Linked DNA regions of Homo sapiens: region 2 is linked to region 1. A link is a loop called in an ENCODE intact Hi-C map of the cell type or tissue named here. Cell type or tissue: CD14-positive monocyte. All regions are shown on one strand. Links, peaks and the distances in the headings refer to the core of each region. The heading gives the core; the rest is flanking DNA.

What was found. Hi-C counts contacts between places; a loop is a spot of excess contacts. Peaks named below come from ENCODE experiments on the same cell type or tissue, not always from the same donor. Only the 100,000 strongest peaks of a DNase experiment are listed, where the experiment ranks them.
Region 2: a loop joins it to region 1, with 6 times the contacts of the local background. A loop is called at or near these places in 10 of 110 quality-filtered maps.

The regions. Positions count from the first base shown.
Region 1 is chr22:43,090,878-43,099,197 of GRCh38, forward strand. It overlaps the pseudogene RPS25P10. Among named protein-coding and RNA genes, the nearest start is that of TTLL1, 5.6 kb to the left of the region's middle. In CD14-positive monocyte, for the core only: a CTCF peak has its summit at 3,413 (motif pointing left); DNase peaks (open chromatin) are centred at 1,424 and 3,374; H3K27ac peaks cover 1,427 bases.
Region 2 is chr22:43,147,269-43,155,588 of GRCh38, forward strand. It overlaps TSPO (translocator protein), which reads left to right and starts at 4,291. Exons shown (of 4, transcript NM_000714.6): 1 at 4,291-4,336. RefSeq lists enhancers at 624-833, 4,884-4,983 and a silencer at 4,043-4,262. In CD14-positive monocyte, for the core only: no CTCF peak of the experiment used is centred there; DNase peaks (open chromatin) are centred at 53, 813, 1,523, 7,823 and 2 weaker places; H3K4me3 peaks cover 6,529 bases; H3K27ac peaks cover 6,111 bases.

The DNA.
Region 1 (8,320 bases), core at 184-8,183:
ACAACAACAAAAAAAGAATTTTAAGGCAGGGCATGGTGCCTTACGCCTGTAATCCCAGCACTTTGGGAGGCCGAGGCGGGTGGATCACCTAAGGTCAGCAGTTTGAGACCAGCCTGGCCAACATGGTGAAACCCCGTCTTTACTAAAAATACAAAAATTTGCCGGGCATGGTGGTGCGCACTTGTAATCCCAGCTACTTGGGAGGCTGAGGCAGGAGAATTGTTTGAGCCTGGGAGACAGAGGTTACAGTGAGCCGAGATCGCACTATTGCACTCCAGCCTGGGCAACAGGGCGAGACTCCGTCTTAAAAAAAAAAAAAGAACTTTAAGATGGCGACAGCAGCATTAAACTAACTTCAGGGCTTGTCTGAGCACGGGGTCCTATGGTTCTGTACAGGTCACAGGCCCATGAGGCTGGCCTTACCCTAAGAAGCTGGCCACAGCTCCCCTCAATGAATCCCCACAAGAACTCTGCTGAGTTAATGGTGTTATCACCACTTTTTAAAAAATAGTGGTAAATTGGCCGGGCGCAGTGGCTCACGCCTGTAATCTTAGCACTTTGGGAGGCCGAGGTGGGCGGATCATGAGGTCAAGAGATCGAGACCATTCTGGCCAACATGATGGAAACCCGTCTCTACTAAAAATACAAAAATTAGCCGGGCATGATGGCACACGCCTGTAGTCCCAGCTACTCAGGGAGCTGAGGCGGGAGAATCGCTTGAACCTGGGAGGCAGAGGTTGCAGTGAGCTGAGATCACACCACTGCACTCCAGCCTAGCGACAGAGCGAGACTCTGTCTAAAAACAAAAAAAAGAAAAAGTGGTAAAATATGTATAACATAAAACTTAACCATCTTAGCCATTTTTAAATGTACAGTTCAGTGATGTTAAATATATTCACGTTGTGCAATCAGTCTCCAGAACTTTATCCTCTTGCTAAACTAAAACTCTTTACCCATTGAACACAATTCCCCATCCTTCCTTCCCCAGCCCCTGGTAACTGCCTTTCTACTTTCTGTCTTAATGAATTAGACTCCCTAAGTACCTCATCTAAGTGGAATCTGGGCCAGGCACAGTGGCTCATGCCTGTAATCCCAGCATTTTGGGAGCCTGAGGCAGGAGGATTGCCTGAGCCCAGGAGTTTGAGACCAGCCTGGGCAACATAGGGCGACCTCGTCTCTGCAAAAAAAAAAAAAAAGAAGAAGAAGAAGAAAGAAAGAGAAGGAAGGAAGGGAGGGAGGGAGGGAAGAAAGGGTTCGCTGCTGCTCTCTGAGCTTCGCCGTGCTATCAATGGATGACAAGAAGAACGAAGACACCGGAAAGTCGCTAAGAAAGACAAAGATTCAGTGAACAAATCTGGGGGCAGGGCCCAAAAGAAGAAGTGGTTCAAAGGCAAAGTCCGGGACAAGCTCAATAACTGAGTCGTGTTTGACAAACCTACCTATGACAAACTCTGTAAGGAACTTCCTAACCATAAACTTATAAGCCCTGCTGTGGTCTCTGAGAAACTGAAGATTCGAGGCTTCCTGGCCAGGGCAGCCCTTCAGGAGAACCTTAGTAAAGGACTTAACAAACTGGTTTCAAAGCACAGAGCTCAAGTAATTTACATCAGAAATACCAAGGGTGGAGATGTTATAGCTGCTGGTGATGATACATGAACAGGTCCAACCAACTGTACATTTGCAAAAATAAAACTTTATTAAATCAAAAAAAGAGGCCAGGCGCGGTGGCTCATGCCTATAATCCCACACTTTGGGAGGCCGAGGTGGGTGGATCACCTGAGCTCAGGAGTTCGAGACCAGCCTGGCCAACATGGCGAAACCCCGTCTCTACTAAAAATACAAAACTTAGCAGGGCATGGTGGCATGTGCCTGTAGTCCCAGCCACTAGGGGGGCTGAGGCAGGAGGATCGCTTGAACCCAGGAGGCGGAGGTTGCAGTGAGCCAAGATCATGCCACTGCACTCCAGCCTGGGCGACAGAGTGAGACTCCATCTCCAAAAAAAAAAAAAAAAAGAAAGAAAAAGAAGAAAGGAAGAAAGTAGAATCATACAGTATTTGTTATTTATTTATTTATTTATTTTTAGAGAGGACGTCTTGCTCTGTGGCCCATGCTGGGTGCAGTGGCAGGATCATAGCTCACTGTAACCTTGAGCTCTGGACCTCAAGTGATCCTCCTTCCTCAGCCTCTAGAGCAATTAGGACTACAGGCATGTGCCACCACACTCAGCTAATTTTTGTCTTTTTGTGACTGGCTTATTTCATGTAGCATAATGCCCTCAGGTTCATTCCTGTTGTAGTATGGATTTCCTTTTTTTTTTTTTTTAAGGCTGAAAACATTTCATTGTATGTTTTTAAGGCATTTAAAAAAATCCAGGGCGGGGGGAGGGGGGAGGGATAGCATTAGGAGATATACCTAATGTAAATGACGATTTAATGGGTGCAGCACACCAACATGGCACATGTATACGTATGTAACAAACCTGCACGTTGTGCACATGTACCCTAAAACTTAAAGTATAATTAAAAAAAAAAAATCCAGGGCCAGGCTTGGTGGCTCATGCCTATAATCCCAGCTCTTTGGGAGGCCCAGGCAGGCAGATCACCTGAAGTCAGGAGTTCAAGACCAGCCTGGCCAACGTGGCAAAACCCCGTCTCTATTAAAAATACAAAAATTAGCCGGGCATGGTGGCGGGCGCCTGTAATCCCAGCCACTCGGGAGGCTGAGACAGGAGAATCACTTGAACCCAGGAGGCGGAGATTGCAGTGAGCCGAAATCATGCCACTGCACTCCAGCCTAGGGGATAGAGCGAGAACCCGCCACCCAAAAAAAAAAAATCCATTCATCAGTTTCTACCTTTTGGCTATTGTGATTAATGCTACTATGAACACGGGTGTATATCTGAGACCCTGCTTTTAATTCTTTTTTTTTTTCTTAATAACTGAGATCAGGTCTCACTATGTTGCCTAGGCTGTCTCCAACTCCTGGGCTCAAGTGATCCGCCTGCCTTGGCCTTCCAAAGTGGTGGCATTACAGGCATGAACCACCACCCCAGGCTCCTTGCTTTCAGTTATCTGGGGTATGTACCCAGCGTGAGACTGCTGGATCATGTAGGAATTCTATATTGAACTTTCCGAGGACTCTCCATAAGGTTTTCCACAGCAGCTGCACCATTTCACATTCCCACCAACAGTGCCAGAGTTCCAATTCCTCCACATCCTGGACAATACCTGTTATCTTCTATTTTTTGATAGCAGTTATTCTAACGGGTGTGACATCCTCCCTGCCTTGTAAATATGGGAACTGAAGCTTGAAGGTGGTGAGTAACTTGCCCAAGGCCAGGCAGCAATCACTACAGCAGTCATCGTCACTGGGCAGATGTCTCAACACATCAGCCCCACTCACACTGCCACCAGGAGGCCAGCTCGCCGCTGTCACAGTGCCAGCCAATAGCACACACAAGTACTTCACCTTCGCTCCAGTCTGATGCTCCCTGAGGCCAACAGGAGCCCTCAGGCACGCCCCATGCCACTGCAGCCCCCTGGCCAGCCAGCTGGACCCGAACCTGCCTAGACCTGGCCATGCTCCTCCCCATGCTGCCCCACCCTCAGCCTCTAGCAGCCTTGCCCCCTTCTCCCCCACTTCCCACCACAGGCCCTGACTTCCCAGGGTCTCTGTCCCCTCCTCCCTCCCCCTTGCAGCATGGAGGTGGGAAGGCTGCCTCTTCTCCAGGTGAAAGAACCAGGTGCTCTCGGGATCTCTCCTTATCCTCCTTGCCCATTTACCTGAGCACCTAGAAGGATTAGGGAGAGGCCAGACAGCTGGGCCTCAGGCTCTGGCTTTGTCAGGCCCTTTTCTAGCCCCAAGGGGCTGAGGCCCAGAGCGCAGGCCTCCTGGCCTAGGGCCAAAGGGTGGAGTCCCTGGGGGCTCAGAGAACAATAAGAAAGCCAGCCGGGTGCAGTGGCTCACACCTGTAATCCCAGCACTGTGGGATGCTGAGACAGGTGGATTACCTGAGGCCAAGAGTTTGAGATCAGCCTGGCTAACTTGACGAAACCCTGGCTCTACCAAAAATACAAAAAATTAGCCAGGCGTGGTGGCACGTGCCTGTAATCCCAGCTACTCTGGAGGCTGAAGCACGAGAATTGCTTGAACCTGGGAGGCGGAGGTTGCAGTGTGCCGAGATTGCACCATTGCACTCCAGCCTGGGCAACAGAGGGAGACTCAGTCTCAAAAAAAAAAAAAAAAAGAAAAGAAAATAATCTTCAATCCCCAGAGCTGGTGGGAGACGAGGGCCGCCCCTACCTGTTATTCCTCCAAGAACCGCCCACAGGGTGGCTGTTTGTTTCCCTTGGGGGGCCTGGCTTTCCATTCCCTCCTTCTCTCCCCCTTCCCTTCTCATCCATTTCCACCCCTTTGCCCTCCTGCTGGGCAACCAAGTCCCCCGTGCCCCAGTTCCCCAGTCCTGGGGACCCAAGTGTCCACCCAGGTAAAGCCGAGGAGGTGTCCGGTCAGGGAAGGTTAAAGGACAATAACAAAAGTACCGACTGGTACCCCAGAGAGCCTCCCCACAAGTGGACTTCGAGTGCTTAACCTCTGCTCGCTCCTGCTCTTTACAATGGAGTTAATAATAGAACCAGCTTCCCGGGGCAGCTGTGACGATCAGATGAGACCATGCCAGTGACCGTGCTCAGCATGCAGCCCGCACAGAGGGCAGCTCCTAGGAAGACTGTTCATGATCAATCAAGGGGAAGCTGCTCAGAGAGGACCGCATGCCCAGAGTGTGAGAGTGTGTGTGAGTGTGAGTATATGTGGGTTGTGTGTGAGTGCATGGGTGTTGTGTGTGTGTGTTATTGTGTGTGTGGTGTGTTTGTGTGAGTGTGAGAGTGTGTGTGAGTGTGAGTGTGTGTTGTGTGTGAGTGTATGTGTGTTGTGTGTGTGAATGAGTGTTATTGTGTGTGTGGTGTGTTTGTGTGAGTGTGAGAGTGTGTGTGTGGTGTGTGTGTGTGTGTGTGAGAAATGGGAAAGTTCTTCAAAGATTATAAAAAGTCACAATTTCTTACTGTAAGATTGCTATCCACTATATATATATATATAGTGTCCTATCAGCTGTCCTAGCTTGCTCCGGCATGCCTGGACAGAACTAGACAAGCCCCAGCCGGGCCGGGTGCGGTGGCTCAGGCCTGTAATCCCAGCACTTTGGGAGGCCGAGGCGGGTGGATCACGAGGTCAGGAGATGGAGACCATCCTGGCTAACATGGTGAAACCCCATCTCTACTAAAAATACAAAAAATTAGCCTGGGAGGTGGCAGGCGCCTGTAGTCCCAGCTACTCGGGAGGCTGAGGCAGGAGAATGGCGTGAACCCAGGGGGCGGAGTCTGCAGTGAGGCGAGATTGTGCCACTGCATTCCAGCCTGGGTGACAGCGAGACTCCGTCTCAAAAAAAAAAAAAAAAAAAAAAAAAAGAATAGAAAGCCCCAGCCCATAGTGCGTCCCATTCCTTATTTGGAGATGCTCCCTTAACTATCCCTGGGCAACTTCCTTTTCTTTCTTTGTTCTGTCCCCCTTACCCAATTAAAACGTTTTAAACCAATAGCCAATCGAGTAAAGTGTAAAATGTGAGGTCCTATTCCAGCCAATGGAAACTGGACACAGCAGTAGGGTAGATGCGTTAGGTTATAAATAACAGTCTCCTTCGCTCAGTGTGCTCTCGTGGCTGAGCAGCTATTGAGCAGCGCCCTTTCTGCAGAAAGTAAAGCGCACCTTGCCGAGAGATCATTTGTTTCTGTGTTAATTTTTTTTGTGTGTGACACCAAAAACTTCATTCCCAACACATGTGAGTGACTGTGTGTGTATGTGTGTGTTCACCCCACCCACAGCAGGACCCAAGGTTGGTGGGGAGGGTTGGGACAAGGGGCTTGAAGCTGGAAGGGACTAGAGCTCCTCCCCAACCCCCTGCTAAGCAGCACCCAGCACAGACAGCAGAGGCCCCAGCTGAGGAAGATGGGGCTGATCTTCCCGGGAGCTGGGTCCTGCACGCTCTCCCACGGCCCAGTGAGACGCAGAAACGGATCCTTTGTCCGACTTCCTCCAGATTGCCTGGGGTTGGACCCCTGCAAGCCAGGAGGAGCCAGCGGCTTCCAGAGGGGATCTGAGTCCAGGTCTGGAGGCCTCTGTGTTTGGTGCTCTTTCTTTTGTATCAGCTGGATGGTGGAGGAGGAAGGCAGAGGTGTGTGGGTGAGGGGTTGTGGATAGCGGAGCCTGGGAGGTGGGGTGCAGGTAAGGGAGGCTCAGGGAGCCCAGGCAGCACAGAGCCCGTCTTACGGGGCTGACCAGTCACCGGTCTGCTGCTCTCACCTGCCTGGAGAGGCTCTACTCTGTACCCCAGAGACCTACATGGGCCTGGCCTTGAAACATGACCAGTAAGGCCTGTGAAGGATGGAGGGAAGAACTGCACCCTATAACGAGCAGGCAGCTAGGACCCCCAGACTCCTCTCAGGCCTGGGTCCTCCTGGGATGCAGCAAGACTGCCTCAGAAGAGATCTGAGCTGGGCGCGGTGGCTCACGCCTGTAATCCCAGCACTTTGGGAGGCCGAGGCAGGGAGATCACCTGAGGTTGGGAGGTCAAGACTAGCCGGACCAACATGGAGAAACTTCATCTCTGCTAAAAATAGCTGGGCGTGGTGGCACATGCCTGTAGTCCCAGCTACTCGGGAGGCTGAGGCAGGAGAATCACTTGAACTCGGGAGGTGGAGGTTGCGGTGAACCGAGATTGCACCATTGTACTCCAGCCTGGGCAACAAGAGCGAAACTCCGTCTCAATAAATAAATAAATAAAAAGGCCAGGCGCGGTGGCTCACGCCTGTAATCCCAGCACTTTGGGAGGCCGAGGCGGGCGGATCACGAGGTCAGGAGATCGAGACCATCCTGGCTAACATGGTGAAACCCCATCTCTACTAAAAATACAAAAAATTAGCAGGCGTGGTAGTGGGCGCCTGTAGTCCCAGCTACTTGGGAGGCTGAGGCAGGAGAATGGCGAGAACCCAGGAGGCGGAGCTTGCAGTGAGCTGAGATCGTGCCACTGCACTCCAGCCTGGGTGACAGAGCGAGACTCCATCTAAAAAAATAATAATAATAAAAAAAATAAATAAAAGAAGAAGAAGAAGAGAGCTGAACCTCTGATCCTCTTCACTGGACCTAAGCTCGGCCCTCCAGGTCCCTGGGCCTTGGTTTCTCCATCAGGAAGGAGCCATGCACCCCACCTTGCAATGCTGTTGAGGAGGCAGAATTGAAGACAGCAAACTGTGCCAGGAATGTGGGTCTTGACTTCAGTGAGCCCTCCTTGCTCCCTCCGTCAGGCGCACTGCACACCTCACCCCCAGACAGCGCCGGAGGCAGTACTCACAGCTGAGGGAGCCAGGGAAGGGCAATGGGGCAACAGGAAGGCAGGGTGGTGTTGGCGAGAGATGGCGGAAGAGTTCCTGCTGGGCTTATGTAGTCCCAACATTTTTGGAGGCTGAAGCAGGACGATTGCTTAAGCCCAGTAGTTGGAGGCTGCAATGAGCTATAATGGCACCACTGCTCTCCAGCCTGAGCCACAGAGTGAGACTCTGTCTCAAAAAAAAGAAAAAAAAAGTTTCTGTCAATCATTTAAGCTCCCAGCCCCAACAGGAAAGGCAGGAAAATGAGAACTAAGGTCTGGTTTACATCAGGACGTCCACTTGACCCCACAGCAGTCCCTTTTAGGTTTTCCCTGTTTAGCACAGAAGGAACCTGAGGCTCACAGACATGTAGAGGCTGGCCCAGGCCCAGAGCTTGTCTGGGGCCAACACAGTCCTGGCCCGGACCCTGTAGAATATCTGCCTGGTCCAGCTGGGCACGGTGTCTTATGCCTGTAATCCCAGCACTTTGGGAGGCCGAGGTGAGTGGATCACGAGGTCAGGAGATCAAGACCATTCTGGCCAACATGGTGAAACCCCGTCTCTACTAAAAATACAAAAATTAGCTGGGCATGGTGGTGCGTGCCTGTAATCCCAGCTACTCAGGAGGCTGAGGCAACAAGAGCGAAACTCCGTCTCAAAAAAAAGAAAAAAAAAGAAAGAAAGAAATTGAAACTTGGACACACCTGAGTTCAAACTGGGGTTGTGCAGGAGGGCTGACCCTGGCTGAAGTCAGCTTCCGCGTCTGTGAAATGGGCTCATGCTACACACTTCACCAGGTTAGAGAGAAGCAGAAAAATAACACTAACCCTGCAAATGCTTCACAGGCAGCTGAGACAAGGGCTTCCACCCACCTCCAGGTTCCAGGTTCCCACTGGGGCCTC
Region 2 (8,320 bases), core at 45-8,044, 56 kb after region 1:
GTTAGAAAAACAGCCCTAGAGGCCCTACATTCTGAGTAATAGGAGTTCCAGAAAGGAAGTGATTGCTGCACAACATAAATTTGAAAAGAAAGAGAAGTGAGAAAATAGAGGGAAGGAAATCAAAGAAATAATCCAACTTCTGAAAAGTAAAGAATGAGCTTCCAGCGGGAAAGTGCCTGTTGAGTGCAGGCACAGTGGAGGAAATGAAGCTGGGTGTGTTGGAGCTCGCCTGTAGTCCCAGGTACTCGGGAGGCTGAGGGAGAATTGCTTGAGCCCGGGAGGCAGAGGTTGCAGTGAGCCGAGATCGTACCACTGCACTCCAGCCTGGATTACAGAGTGAGATGGTCTCAAAAAAAAAAAAAAAAAAAAAAATTAGTCCCACATAGGGGAATATCAGTGTGAAACTGCAGAACTCTGGGGCCCAAAATCTTAAAAACTTTCCAGGAAGAACAAAATCGGTTACATATAAAGGATCCACAGCGTGGCCGGAGCAGGATTGCTTGAGCCCAGGAGTTGGAAACTTGTCTGAGCAACATAGCGCGACCCTGTGTCTACAAAAAAATAAAAACAAAACAAAAAACAACCAAAGACTTCCGAAACAGAATGGCTTTAGCCTGCTCAACCGCAGTGTGGCAGCTGGCCAACAGCATCTCTTCATGATTCTGAAGGACAACGATCTGCAGCTCAGCCAAGCATCAGCCATCTATGGGGTAGGATGCAAGAATTCAGCAATGTTACCTTCCGGGCAGTCTTTCTCAAGAACTCCTGGAGGATAGGCTCAACACAAGCAAGGGGGGACCAAGAAAGAGGAAGATGTGAAATCCAGGAAATAAGGACCCATGCAGGAGGGGGCGGAGGTGGTGAAGAAAGACCCGGGCATGGTGTGTGTACTGGACCTGTGCAGCCTGTCCAGCGGGGAGCAGCGTGACTTGAGATGTGTTGAGAGCTGGCATTACCAACATCCCTACTGCCATGCTGCTCATTTAGGTACAGAATGCCCCACAAGCTTGGCCCAGATTCTTTTTTTTTTTTTGAGACAGAGTCTCACTCTGTTGCCCAGGCTGGAGTGCAGTGGCATGATCTCGGCTCACTGCAACCTCCACCTCCCGGGTTCAAGCATTCTCCTGCCTCAGCCTCCCGAGTAGCTGGGATTACAGGTGCCCGCCACCACACCCTGCTATTTTTTTGTATTTTTAGTAGAGACGGGGTTTCACCGTGTTAGCCAGGATTGTCTTGATCTCCTGACCTCGTGATCCGCCCACCTCGGCCTCCCAAAGTGCTGAGATTACAGGCTTGAGCCATTGCACCTGACGCTGGCCCAGAATCTTGCCTGCACCTGACTGGTCCCTATCACAGGCTGAGGAAGCCCTGTTCTCGCCCTGCTGCCTGGGTCTGCTGAGGACACATGGCTCACCTGACAGGCCTCACCTTGCTCCTGAGGTCTGAGCACCCTACTCCTCAGGGCACTGTGAGCTCAGAAGCAAGAGACAGAACAGCTCATGCCCCTGACCATTTCCTGCTGAATGCGCATGCCACAGCTGTGCTCAACGTCCTCACAGGGGAGCCCCACCCACAACCATGCCCTCTGCCTGCCCCAGAGGGGCCTCTTGTCAGTGCCCACAGAGGCCGGGCCCAGCCTGTACCCCAGGCGCTCAGCTGAGTTTATCTTCCCGGGAGTCTTCTGGCCTGGCCATGGTGCCTGTTCTGCCCCAGCTGGGGGTGTGCTGCCTCTCTGCACACATAGTACTCAGGGAAACACACCCGGGTGGGATTCATAAAACCCTAAAGGAAAGCAAGGGCGTGATCAACCCAAGTCAAAGTAAAGGTGATCTCTGGGGAGGGGAGGAATCGCTGGGGAGGTCACCAGGGCGCTCCTAGGACTCTCGTAATGTTCTGGTCATAACTGGGGAATGGGCACACCTGGTATTATTGTTGTAATGTGTACACGTGTGTGGTTTTTTTTTTTTTTTTTAAATTGAGTTTTGCTTTATCACCCAGGCTGGAGTGCAGAGGTGTGATCACGACTCACTGCAGCCTCCACCTCCCGGGTTAAAGTGATTCTCATGCTTCAGCCTCCCGAGTAGCTGGGATTAAAGGTGCCCGCCACAACGCCCAGCTAATTTTTGTATTTTTAGTAGAGATGGGGTTTCACCGTGTTGGCCAGGTTGGTCTCCAACTCCTGACCTGAAGTGATCTGCCTGCCTCGGCCTCCCGAAGTGCTAGGATTACAGGCGTGAGCCACTGCAACCAGCCACATGTGTGTCTTATTTTTATTTTATTTTATTTTTTGTTTTGTTTTTTTGAGAAAGAGTCTCACTGTGTCACCCAAGCTGGAGTGCAATGGCGTGATCTTGGCTCACTGAAACCTCCACCTCCCGGTTCAAGCGATTCTCCTGTGTCAGCCTCCTGAGTAGCTGGGATTACAGGCGCCTGCCACCATGCCCAGCTAATTTTTGTATTTTTAGTAGAGACTGGGTTTCACCATGTTGGTTAGGCTGGTGGCGAACTGCTGACCTCAGGTGATCCACCGGCCTCGGCCTCACAAAGTGCTGGGATTACAGGTGTGAGCCACCACGCCCGGCTAAGAAGGGATTTTTTTTTTTTTTTTTTGAGACGGAGTCTCGCTCTGTCACCAAGCTGGAGTGCAGTGGCACCGTCTCAGCTCACTGCAACCTCTGCCTCCTGGGTTCAAGAGATTCTCCTGCCTTAGCCTTCCAAGTAGCTGGGATTACAGGCACACACCACCATGCCCAGCTAATTTTTGTATTTTTAGTAGAGATGGGGTTTCACCATGTTGGCCAGGCTGGTCTCGAACTCCTGACCTAGTGATCCACCCACCTCGGCCTCCCAAAGTGCTGGGATTACAGGCATGAGCCACCGTGCCTGGCCAGAAGGAATTTTAAAAAAGAAAAAAAAAAAAAAAAACAAAGCTGCCAGGTGCGGTGGCTCACGCCTGTAATCCTAGCACTTTAGGAGGCCGAGGCAGTGGATCACTTCAGGTCAGGAGTTCGAGACTAGCCTGGCCAACATGGTGAAACCCCATCTCTACTAAAAATACAAAAATTAGCCGGGCATGGTGGCAGGCGCCTGTAATCCCAGCTACCGGGAGGCTGAGGGAGGAGAGAATCACTTGAACCCAGGAGGCAGAGGTTGCAGTGAGCCGAGATTGTGCCATTGTACTCTAGCCTAGGAGACAAGAGCGAAACTCCGTCTCAAAAAAAAAAAAAAAGAAACCCAGAAGAAAAAGATGAATGAAGAATGGAACCAAGCCTGGGTTATCCTTGTCTTCAGGCCAACACAGTAAAAAATAGATTTATGTATGTTTGTTTTTTAATAGAGGAAGAGGCTCACAAAGGCAAAAATGCCAGGTCCTAGGAAAGCCATACTGCAGCCTGGCTGGTCCCCAAGGAGGCTCCTGGCTTCTGTGTCTGGGTAGAAGTAGCCACAGTTCTCCTTGGACCCTGCAGGATCAGTTTGGGCCAACGTGGCTGGTTCAGGCTGATGGGGCGTTGCCAGGCTGAGTTGTCTGGAGGGAGCTGGGACAGCCTTGAACTGCAGCAAGACAGCCATAGTGCCAAGGGCCTGGGGCTGGACACACCCTGCATGGGAGTGGACCTGGGCAGCTGGAGGCCACCTCTGGGCTGTGATGATGGCAGCCTCCCCTCACTGAGCGCCGAGCATCTGAGGGGTGTCCTGCCTGCATCACCGCGTTGCGGCCTCATCAGTCCCACGACTTTGTGCCCATTTTACAGATGAGGAGATGGAGGCCCAGAGAGCCAGTCAGAAAGTGGCTGGGCCAGGACTAAGAGTGCAGCGCGCTGCCTCCGTGCCCTGCGTCAACAGCTCAAGGAACTGGGGTGCTCCGGAAATGGGGCCAAGGCTGCTGGGCAGCAGGACGCTCAGGGCCTTGGCCTCAGGAGAGGTAATTCCCCACTCGGAGATCGGTCTTGTTGCTGCATTTTATAGATGGGAAAAGTGAGGCTAGAAGAGACGACAAACGACACGCCGTTGGACACACGGCAACGTTTTAGATGTTGGGTCTGGCCGGGCGGCCGTCACCGGTCACCATGGGGAGGAGGAGGAGCCGAGAGACTTGCTCGCGGCCGGGGGGAGGCAGAAGCGCGTCCCGCGGGAGAGGTGGCTTTGAGGAGTGAGCTCCCGGTCCCGCGGGGACGCGAGTGGGCCCAGTGCCCGGGCTGCCAGGCGGGGCGGGGCGGGGCCGGGCGACTGAGAGGGGCGGGGCCTGGCGGCTGGGAGGGGCGGGGCGGATGCGGGGACAGCGGCCTGGCTAACTCCTGCCAGGCAGTGCCCTTCCCGGAGCGTGCCCTCGCCGCTGGTGAGTGAGGACGGGACGCGGAGGGGGCAGCGGGAAGTGGGGGCCCGCATGGCTGCGACTCTTGGCAGCGCCGCGGGACAGAGGGAAACTGAGGCCGGAGCCGCAGACTGGACACCCGAGGGGGCGACCCGGGGCAGCACTTGGGGCTCGGCTACCGGGTCAGGGGGCGGCGGGCAGCAGAGTCTGGGCCTCCGCGGCCGGGGTTCCAGCGCGGGCCGCCTCCGGCTGGGGGTTCGGGAGGGAAAACTTGGACAACCCTGCCACGCCCAGCCCTTGGCCGCGTGGCTTCTCCTGCAGGAAGCGCGGTCCCAGGAGTGGCCGACGCTCCCTCTCCTGCCCATTCCGCGGATGGGCAATCCCAGGCGGAACTCCCTTGAGGGTCTCAGAATATCTGGGAGACCTCGGGCTCTTGATCTCCGAGACACCCCGTTTCGTAGTGGAGAACAGTCCAGATCGGGGAAGTTTATTTTGCCCAAAGCCGGTTAGAGGCCCCCTGGCCCTCGATTCCCAGTGCGGGGCTCAGGTGCGTTGCAGCCTAGACGGGTCTTACTGTGAGCCGAGCAGCCTCTGGGACCTGTCTGCTTCCCCTACCCCTTGCAAAGAAGCCGGAGCCCAGGTAGGAGAAGCGGGGGCTTCCTGCTGTGAACGCGCTGCTGGCCAGGGCAGCTGCCAGAGGCCATGGCCTGGCGTGGGCCTGGAGCCCCTCTGGCCAGCCTGCCAGGGGCCAGGGCTACGGGATACCAGCAGCGTGCCCTGGGCTGGATGGCAGGAGAGACAGGACTTGAGGCTGTCCCAGAATGGGCTCAGGCAGGGCGAGGATATCAGGGGAGGTGGTGTACAGGAAGCAGCCGCCCAGCTTGCCTGGCACACAGCAAGCCCTGCCCATGAAGGCCTACTGCCAGAACAGTGGGCGAGGCCCGGCGTCTCTGTGGAGTCGGTGGGGCCCGGGACAGGGCAGCCTGAGGCAGGTTTCCACTGGCGGTGAAAGGGGCCGTGTGGCAAGGACAGGAGAGCCAGCCTCAGCCCAGCAGGGGAAGGCGGCCCCTGAGTCTCCACCTGGCTGCTGGCAGCCCCACAGGGAGGTTCGGCGAAACTGAGGCTTGCCAAAGAAGCCTTTGTCCAGAGTCACGCAGCTGGCGCGGTGGAGCCAGGGCCAGAACCCGTGCAGGCTGATCCCAGCCTGCCTTCTCCACTGTGCCCCGAGGACCACTTTCTTTCCTGGGAGTGTGTGTGTGCACATGTGCTGTGTCCTGTCGTCTGTACACACTTGTGCCTGGCGTGAGGCAGGATGTCTGGCTGGATCTACCAGAAAGTATTCACAGCGGGTTCTCCAGCTGGGGTGAGGGGCTTGGGCTCGCAGGGAGGGAGCCTACTTTTCACTTTAGCTTGCTTTCTTCCTTTCTTCCGTCCTTCCTTCCTCCCTCCCTCCCCTCCCCTTCCCACCCCTTCTTTCTCTTTCTTCTTTCTCTTTCTTTCTTTCTTTCCTTCCTTCCTTCTTTCCTTTCTCTTTCTCTTTTTTTCTTTCTTCCCCTTCCTTCCTTCCTTTCTTGTTTTTGTTTGTTTGTTTGAGACAGGGTCTCACTCTGGTATGCAGGCTGGAGTGCAGTGATGCAATCATAGCTCACTGCAGTCTCCTGCAGAACTCCTGGGCTCAAGCGATCCTCCCACCTCAGCCTCCCAAAGTGCTGGGATTACAGGCATGAGCCACTGTTCCTGGCTTATTTGTGTTTTCTTTTTTTTTTTTTTTTTTTTTTTTTTGAGACGGAGTCTCGCTCTGTCGCCCAGGCCGGACTGCGGACTGCAGTGGCGCAATCTCGGCTCACTGCAAGCTCCGCTTCCCGGGTTCACGCCATTCTCCTGCCTCAGCCTCCCGAGTAGCTGGGACTACAGGCGCCTGCCACCGCGCCCGGCTAATTTTTTGTATTTTTAGTAGAGACGGGGTTTCACCTTGTTAGCCAGGATGGTCTCGATCTCCTGACCTCATGATCCACCCGCCTCGGCCTCCCAAAGTGCTGGGATTACAGGCGTGAGCCACCGCGCCCGGCTTATTTGTGTTTTCTTTACTTTTGATGGTGCAAACAATGCTTGGATGTGCTCTCTGTTTAAAACGGTAGTCTTTTTTATTTTTTTTTTTAACCACTAGACCACTAGGGAAGTCATTCTTAATTTCTTATTTTTATTTATATATATATTTTTTGAGACGGTGTCTCGCTCCATTGCCCAGGCTGGAGTGCAGTGGCTCCAGCTGGGCTCACTGCAACCTCCGCCTCCAGAGTTGAAGTGATTCTCCTGCCTCAGCCTGGCTAATTTTTATATTTTTAGTAGAGATGGGTTTCACCATGTCGGCCAGGCTGTTTCTTTATTTTTTACTAAAAAAAAGTTTAACCCCCGAACCTCGAAGGAAAGGGAAGTAGTCTTTCTTAACAGAACCAATTCCCCCTGGATACCCCACCCTCACCCTACCCTCTCCCAGGCCACTCGATGGCCAGGTTCGCTGTGGATTTTTCCAGACCTGTGGGCTGTTTCACTGGTTACTTTTGTAATGAAAAATGCACACAAAGGTTACGATGAGGACGATTAGCCATGAATCATTTTTAAAAAGCCTGAAAACAAGTCCCTGGGACAGTGCTGGCTTCGTTGGAGAGACAAGGCTCAGGGGAGTGGGTGCAGCTGGGGGTCGGGGTGGGGATCAGAGAAGGGACACATTCCTTATTGTGTTTCTGGGTCGCCTTCTTTTTTTTTGTTTGCTTTATTTATTTATTTATTTATTTTGAGACAGAGTCTTGCTCTGTTGCCCAGGCTGGAGTGCAGTGGCGTAATCTTGGCTCACTGCAACCTCCTCCTCTCGGGTTCAAGCAATTCTCTTGCCTTAGCCTTCTGAGTAGCTGGGATTACAGACGTGCGCCACCACACCAGGCTAGTTTTTTATTTTTAGTAGAGACGGGGTCTCACCATGTTGGCCAGGCTGGTCTCGAACTCCTGACCTGAGGTGATCTGCCTGCCTCAGCCTCCCAAAGTGCTGAGATTACAGGTGTGAGCCACCGTTCCTGGCCTTCTGGGTCACCTATAGGGAGGTCTCCAAGAACAGAAAGACACCCTGAAACCCACTGGCTCGACCACCACCTCATAGATGGGGACACAGAGGCTCAGGAGATGAGATACCTTGGGGCAGCGATGGGTCTGGGGTCTTCGGGCCAGGAGTGAAGCCTCACAAGACCTGGAGACCCTGGGTCCCACCCTCAGTGGGGAAGGGCTCAGATTCTGCAGGGCCCGATGCTCTGTGGGGGCTGGGATGTTGCCGCGGCAGGTGGAGAGAGTGATGCTACTGGCCCTGAGAGAACCTTCTGGCACCGTTCAGAGGTGGGGTGGAGTGGCCTGCGGGTCCAATCCTGGCGCCGCAGGCTCTATGAGCCCTGTTTCAGATGAGGAAGGAGGCTGAGACGGGCGGTGACACAACTCCTGGCAAGTGGTCACGCGGCCCAGAGCAGCCCGGCAGACACCCAGCTCAAAGGGAGGGGTGGGGTGGGTTTTGGAGTCACTCGGACCTAGAAAGTTCTGTGACTTCTCATGTCTCAGTTTCCTCATCTGGAAAATGGGACCAGTCACGAGTCCACCATGGAGGCCGAGTGGGCCGTGTGGCTCAGGGAGAAGCAGCTGGTCCCCTGTGGCTGCTGTGGGGACTGAACAAGGCGGTGACCGTCGGGATGAGCACGGACTCCACCACGCAGGCCCCTGCCTACCAGAGGCCTGTGCACAACCAGAGCTGAGCAAGGCTTGGAACCTTCTCCTGCCTCTACGTCCTGCGCCCTCTACCCTGCCCCGATCTTGCCCCTGTTTTGGGGGCGCTGCTCCGTGCAGGGCATTTTCACCTGTGGAGTGTCCAGGGGCTCTCGTGGCTGATAAGGTCTCGTCACAGGTCCAAGCCTTGAGGCCCTGTCTTCCCCTGGAGGAAATGGGGCTAGTGGCCCCACACTGATACCCACA